Regions from separate parts of the Homo sapiens genome. Here region 1 is linked to region 2. A link is a contact called in ENCODE Hi-C data. All regions are on one chromosome and are shown on one strand. The core of a region is the stretch at or near the end of the contact, and the rest is flanking DNA. Distances in the headings are between cores, read along the strand shown.

Region 1 (3,451 bases), core at 739-3,238, 44 kb before region 2:
AAGTCACCCACTCCTCAGGCACTACTGGCCTGTCCTCTCCCAGCCAGGCCTCCCTCAGGCAGAGTGCAGATGTGCTCTCAGGCATCGCTTGGCCATCAGCCTATGACTGTCCACAGGGTTAGCACCAGGTACAGGTGAGCTCCAGTAGGCCCTCCTGGCCAGGCAGGCTGTGAAGGTGTCCCAGGGTAGGAGATGTTCAGGCCTGGCCTGAGGCCTGAATGACTTGTGTCAGCTGAGCAACAGAAGAGGACACTCCAGGCCAAAAATGCTGCTAGTGTTGTAATCAGCCAATGGGTTCTTCCTGCCTGCTACACAAACAAAATCAACACACTAAGACCATGATATTGCAGTAAAGAAAGAATTTAGTTGATGTGAGGCCAGCCACGCCATTGAGGAGACAAAGTTATTACTCAAATCAATCTCCCTGAAGGTTAGAGGTTTTCCAAAGATAGTTTAGTGGGCAGGGGACTAAGGTAGGAGGCATGCTGATTGGTTGGGTCGGAGATGAAATCATAGGGAATGGAAGCTGTCCTCTTGTGCTGAGTCGGCTGCTGGGTGGGGCCACAGGACTGGCTTGCAGGTCCAGTCACAGTCATCAGAAATGTGAAAACCTAAAAAGACATCTCAAACGGCCAAACTTAGTGACAGCAGCAGCGGCTCATCTGGAGAGGCCACTGCCATCATGCTGGTTCCAGCAGGGAGGCACAGCTGGGACTGCACACTCCACAGAGCCAGTAGGAGCCAGGGATAAGTGGGAGCCCTGCCCCTTACAAGTTGGTGGGGCGGGAGCTCCCCGGGTGCAGCTACAGCTGCCCAAGTTGTGGCTGCGAAACCAGGCCTCCCTGTGCTCTTGGAGGGACCGGGAGCAGACAGGAGCCCTGCCTTTGCCACAGCTGCAGAGCCAGGCATCTTTGCACTCTCAGGGTCCCGAGAAGGCCCCCTCCTGCCCCTGAAGGCTGAGTTGTCTGCTCCCACTGCCTGGCCTCTCCTGACTCCTGGCTCCCACTCCAATCTTCAAGTGGGGTTGGGGCCAAGCCCAGGCACTGATATAGCCCAGCTGGGTGTGCGCACACTCAGGGCAGTGCTGACACACCAACCCCCTGCTGGCTTGGCCCTCTCTGGACTTTGGGTGCCAAGAAGCATGGGAGGGAAGTTAAGGGTTGGCTGAAGGCAGCTCGGCGATGGCCTACAGGCACCCCTGGCATGAATAGCCTGGGCACTATGAATGGCAGCAGGAGGCAGAGAGGCTCCTGGGTGGATGGGGAAGGGTTCCCAGTGAGGCCCCACCTTCAGGCCAGGGAGGGCCTGAAGACTGGGGGCTGGGCTGCCAGTCCCATGGACCAGAGTGGGAACTTGTGGTGTCTTTCCTGGGCCCGCCCATGGCTACCAACAGCTGACCACAGACCAACTGGCGTGGACTTTCTCCCTTTTGAAGCCCATAAAAGCCCCAGGCTCAGCCAGAGCTGAGCAGACATTGAGACAACCATCTGCAGAGAGGAGCTACTCACTCTAGGAGTCTGCTTGCCTCCTTCTTCCTGGACACAGGACAAGAACTTGGGACCTGCTGAATGGTAGGTCTAAAAGAGTTGTAACATAAACAGGGCTAAAACATGCCTCTTGCTCACCACATTGCAGGTGAGAAGGTGAGAAGAGCTGCAGCCCTTTGGGGAGCCCAGACTAGGAGTTCCTGGAAGTAGGGCTGTGACTCCCTCTTTGGAGCCCTGTAGTTCCTGGATTCTCCAAGCTTCCAGGTGCTACTGTGTTCCCCAGTGGCAGCCGTGGAAGCTGCTTGTGGTGTGCCTGGTCCAGCCACAACCTCACAGAGAGCCAGTGCCCATGCCTGCACCCGGAGCTGCCTACCCTGCTGCAGCAGCCAGTGTGCCTGACTGGGCATGGTGGCTGGACTCCAGGCTCACTCACTTACACACCCCTTATTGCTCCATGCCTGGCTTGCCCTTGGCAGGCATGGGATCCAGGCTGGCAGCATGAGCCAAGCACAGCCTGCTAGGCCAAGTGGGTGGAATGAGCCCAGCAGGCCTGAGCAAAACTTGGGCAAAGGCATCTCCAGCTACAGAGGTTTCCAGCCAGAAAAGTGACATCCCGAAGAGCCCATAACATTTGGTTCTACAATAGTGATGTTATCTGCAAGAATAATTGGGGAAGTTGCAAGTCTTATGACCTCCAGAATAATGAACTGGTAATTATTGAAAATTCAAGCCCCTCTCATCCTCCTAACTTGATGGATTTTCATTAGTTTTACAAGAACAGTTTGGGAGAAGGGTTATTATCATTTAAACTATAAATCAAAAAAAATAAAAATAAAAAAATAAACTATAAATCAAATTCTCACAAAGTTAGCTTGGCCCACACCCACCAAGGAATGAGCAAAGACATAGAAGCAAGATGGAGTCCACCATGTCAGATTTTTCTTACTATCATACATTTGCAAAGGTGGTTTCAGCATGAGGGTGAGGAGCATCCTGAGAAGGCCAGGGCCTCAGAGCAGGAGAAAGGTCAGTCCAGAGGGCCTGAAGGCCCTGCCAGGGATGTGCACTTCATCCTGCAAGTGTAGGGGTGACATGAATCTTCTTAGAGCTACATTACGGATGGGACCAATGTGCCATTCCCCAGGGGACAGATGTGTGAGGTCCTGCTGGTATCCAGGTCATAACCTTCCCCACCCTGCAGGGCAGGGCTCCTAGAAGCCCCCTGGCACTGCACACCCCAGAGATTCATCAGGCAGCAGGACAGATGAGGTCCTGCCCTCTCAGAACCCACAGACAGGGAACAGAAGCAGCAGACTAGCTTGGGGACCATCCTGAGGGGGCAGGTGCTCTTTCTCCTGGAGTGTCCCAGAGTGGTTTCTCAAAGAAGACAGGCAGCACCCAAGCAGCTTCATGGGAAAGTGGGCATCAGGCAGAGGAACCCACAGGGGCAAAGCTGGGTGTGCAGAGTCTCAGTTCTGATGCCAGGGAAAGTGAGAGGGAGGCTGGCGGGTGAAGAAAGCCAGGGGGAGGGTGCCACTCCCATACTGCCCCACAGGGCAAACACTGAGGACAACCTGGCCCAGCCCAGGAAAACAAAGCTCCACCTGCACCCAGGCCTCTGCAGGCAGCTCCTTCCCAGCGCCCAGCACTCACACATCAGGAGGCTGGGACAATTTGGAGGAGTGGGGGCAGGAAGGGGGGCAGCAGGAGGACCCCTTCGGCATTCTGTTCTCTTTTGGTGAGGCCTTTCCTTGCTTAGACCCTAAGCATCCTCCTTTAGTGCTTCACAGATTGAATGTAAAATTCATCAGAGGCTCTCGGTAGATGCCCAGCCCCACACTAAGCCCTATAAGAGGAAAATGCACTCCCCAACCAGTTCATAACATAGTTTTCATCTCACCAGAAGGATAGGTCTCAACTCTGAAAAATTGGAAAATGCAGGAAAATACAAGGAAAATTTGAAA
Region 2 (3,155 bases), core at 14-2,513:
CAGGGAGAGGGAGAGAGCTCTCCCAGCTAGTTCATGACAGCTCTCCAGACACTCCCTCCATATCCCAGGCTGAGTTCACCTGTGTTGGTCTCATGTCCCTGGACACAGCACATTCTCAAAGGGCCCAGACCAAGTCCCTGCCCCACATGGAATCTAGCTCAAGGCATGTGGTGACCAGAACTCATGTAGCCATTCAGATTTTCAACTCCCAAGAGTGCACATCCTGCATAATCCTGAGACTAAGAATATGATGGACTTTGCTCCTGAGATTAAGTTCTATCATGTGACACACTGACTCTAAGATTGGGAGATGGTTCTGGTGGGCCTGACCTGATTGCATGAGCCATTTATTTATTTATTTATTGAGATGGAGTCTCCCTCTGCTGCCCAGGCTGGAGTGCAGTGGCGCAGTCTCACTGCAACCGCCGCCTCCCGAGTTCAAGCGATTCTTCTGCCTCAGCCTCCCAAGTAGCTGGAACTACAGGCTCGCACCACCTCACCCAGCTAATTTTTGTATTTTTAGTAGAGATGGGGTTTCACCATATTGGCCAAATTGGTCTCAAACTCCTGACCTTGTGATTCACCCTCCTCGGCCTCCCAAGGTGCTGGGATTACAGGCATGAGCCACCACGCCCAGCCCCTGCATGAGCCCTTTAAAGTAGAGAGTGTCCTTCCTCTGCTAGCGACAGAAGAGCAAGTCAGAGCTTGGAAGCATGAGAAGGACTCTCTGTGCCTTTGCTGGCCTGAAGACAGACAGGCCACCTGGCAAACGGTGCAGCAGCCTTCAGAAGCTGAGAGCAGCCCCAGCTGACAGCAGCAAGGGAACAGCACCTTAGTCCTGCAACCACAAAGAACCGAGTCCTGGCAACAAAGAATGAGCTAGGAAGAGTTTTCCCACCCCGCCCCCAGCCTCCAGAAGAGGACTCAGTCCAATCAAAACCTTCATTCTCCCATCGTGATTCCCTGAGCAGGATGCTCAGCCACAGCAAGCTGGACTTTTGACTTACAGAAGGAGGAGCAAAAAAATAGGTGTTTCTTTAAGCTGCTGTGTCCTGGCGATTTGTTACACAGCACAGAAAACTAATCCAGGGCAATGTGCAACGAAGGCTCAAGGAACTCATCTGAAGTGAATGAAATTGGGTCACACTTGATCTGCTGGGGCCAGAGGAGGATCTGCCTTGAACTCAATTCTTTCTCCTTAGACACTAGGAGAAGTGCCAGCGGCTCCACCACCATGTTCTCATCATGCCTTAAGCAAATCTGACTCAACGAAAGAAAATTCTCACTATGCTCCAAGAGCATATTAATAGAAGCAGGAAGGAGAGAAATCCTAGGCAGACAGGGGCAGGTCCCCAGTGAAACCCGACATTCAAGCCAAAAACAGTCTGAAACCCACAGACCAGAGTGAGAACTTCTATTCCTGTTTGCCTGCTCTCTCCCAGTTGGTTCCTTCTGAATAATGCCTTTTAACCAATCGAATGTTGCCTTTTCCAATACTACCTGTGGCCCACCGGCCCCTATGTGGTACCTATAAATACCCTAGACTCAGTCAGTAGAGGGAAGACAGCCTGACTTTGGGGAGGAGACCTCCTGACTTTGGGAGAAGATGACCTGCCCTTCCCATCCCCTCTCTAGCTCCCCTCTCCACTGAGAGCTGTTTTCATCACTCAATAAAATTCTCCACCCTCACCATCCTTCAATCATCAAACGTGACCTCATTCTTCTTGGATGCTGGACAAGAGCTCAGGACCTACCGAGTGCGGGTACCCGGAGAGGCTGTCACACTGGCCCTATGCCCTCACCAGTGGAGGACAGCTGCCCCATGAGATGGGGCAAGGGGCTGACTGAGCTGCTAACGCACCACCATCCATCGGGCTGTGGATGGCAGAACTAAAAGAGCTAATTAGCATGCTAATACCCTCTCTGGGGCTTCAGGGTCATGGCTACCCTTGTCTGGGCGCTGCTGCATTCCCCTCGAAGCCACACACCTGGTCTGGCTGCGGGCCCTGCACAGAGCTTGCTCCTGTGTCAGTGGAGTGGCCGGCTGGATCCTGCACTCACTTGCTCAAGTGCTCCCTCCTGCAAGGGGCTGAGAACAGCGAGCCGAGTAGACCAGGCACCCCTGCCGCGAGTCTGGCGAAGGGGCCAAGAAAAGTCCTGCATTGATATGAACTAGAACCATCCCTGACCAGCTCATCAAAAGCTGCTGTAGATTTTCCTGAGGAGGCAGGAGGTGGCCCCTTTGGCATCTCTGGCCCACTGCAGGGTAAGAAGAAAAGGGAGGAGGCTTTGAGGGACATCAGACTACTTTCTTTTTCACAAAGCTTCAGAATTCCTGTTGCTGAAGCCATCCTTTTAAGCCTTGCACCCCTAACAGTGTCTAGCCCCAGCAGGCTTATCTCAAGCCAGTGTGTTACCTGCCTTGGCACTACCGCCCAAGACCTGCTGTCCTCCACAGAACATAAGCCCCCCATGGGCAGGAGTTACCATCTTGCCCAGTGCCCCATGCCCTTCGCCAGCATACTGCCAGGTGCGTAGGAGGCATCCACAAACACCTCATGGGTTGTAAATGCCTCGGGAGCCAGCAAACCGCACACAACAGCACACAGAAAACACGTGTGAGGTAAACTTCTGAGCGGCCACAGCTGGGGTGAGCGGGAGCACTACAATTCTTACAACTGGTCGTGCATGACCCCAGACTCACACATACACAGGGAAGATCAATCACATGCATTGTCAGCTCTCTCTCACAACACACCACTAAAATGATATCAATAGATTTAAATATATATATATAAGCTCATAAGGACTGAGAGAATGGGAGAGAAGACAGCAGCAAATCCAAGAATGCAATACATTTTGGAATCTAGAAAATGGATGGAGGAGAGTAACTGAGCTGGAGAGCCCAGGCAGCTGCCCTCAGTGAGGCACAGAGGCAATGCCAAGAGGAAGTGATCCCTGGCCCCAAGCCACCCTCTGGGCCCAGGAGAGGGGAGCCCAGAGCACACCTGAGGGGCAGCAGGAAGCGTGGGCCACAAAATGTATTATTCCAGCCAAGACAATCTGGGGAGGGGTGCTATTAATAATTATACCAGGACAACAGATGCAGCCTGGGCTGGCCTGGGGGCGGAAATCCTGGTACTGGCAAAAGTTCG

The links. A loop is a pair of places that touch in the nucleus more often than their neighbours do. Pooled maps may share reads with other maps.
Region 1: a map of ascending aorta shows a loop between it and region 2 (4-fold over the local background). The contact joins two enhancer-like sites. A Hi-C loop is called at or near these places in 3 of 168 maps with a recorded cell type or tissue (aorta, ascending aorta and lower leg skin) and 6 of 50 pooled maps.

The regions. Positions count from the first base shown.
Region 1 is chr2:128,465,013-128,468,463 of GRCh38, reverse strand. All of the region lies in intron 1 of LOC105373611 (a long non-coding RNA gene), which reads right to left. Among named protein-coding and RNA genes, the nearest start is that of HS6ST1, 150 kb to the right of the region's middle. Within about 2 kb of position 1,988, at least 4 of the 41 ENCODE cell types and tissues checked have a DNase peak (open chromatin) inside an H3K27ac peak, as active enhancers do.
Region 2 is chr2:128,420,864-128,424,018 of GRCh38, reverse strand. All of the region lies in intron 1 of LOC105373611 (a long non-coding RNA gene), which reads right to left. Among named protein-coding and RNA genes, the nearest start is that of HS6ST1, 100 kb to the right of the region's middle. Within about 2 kb of position 1,263, at least 5 of the 41 ENCODE cell types and tissues checked have a DNase peak (open chromatin) inside an H3K27ac peak, as active enhancers do.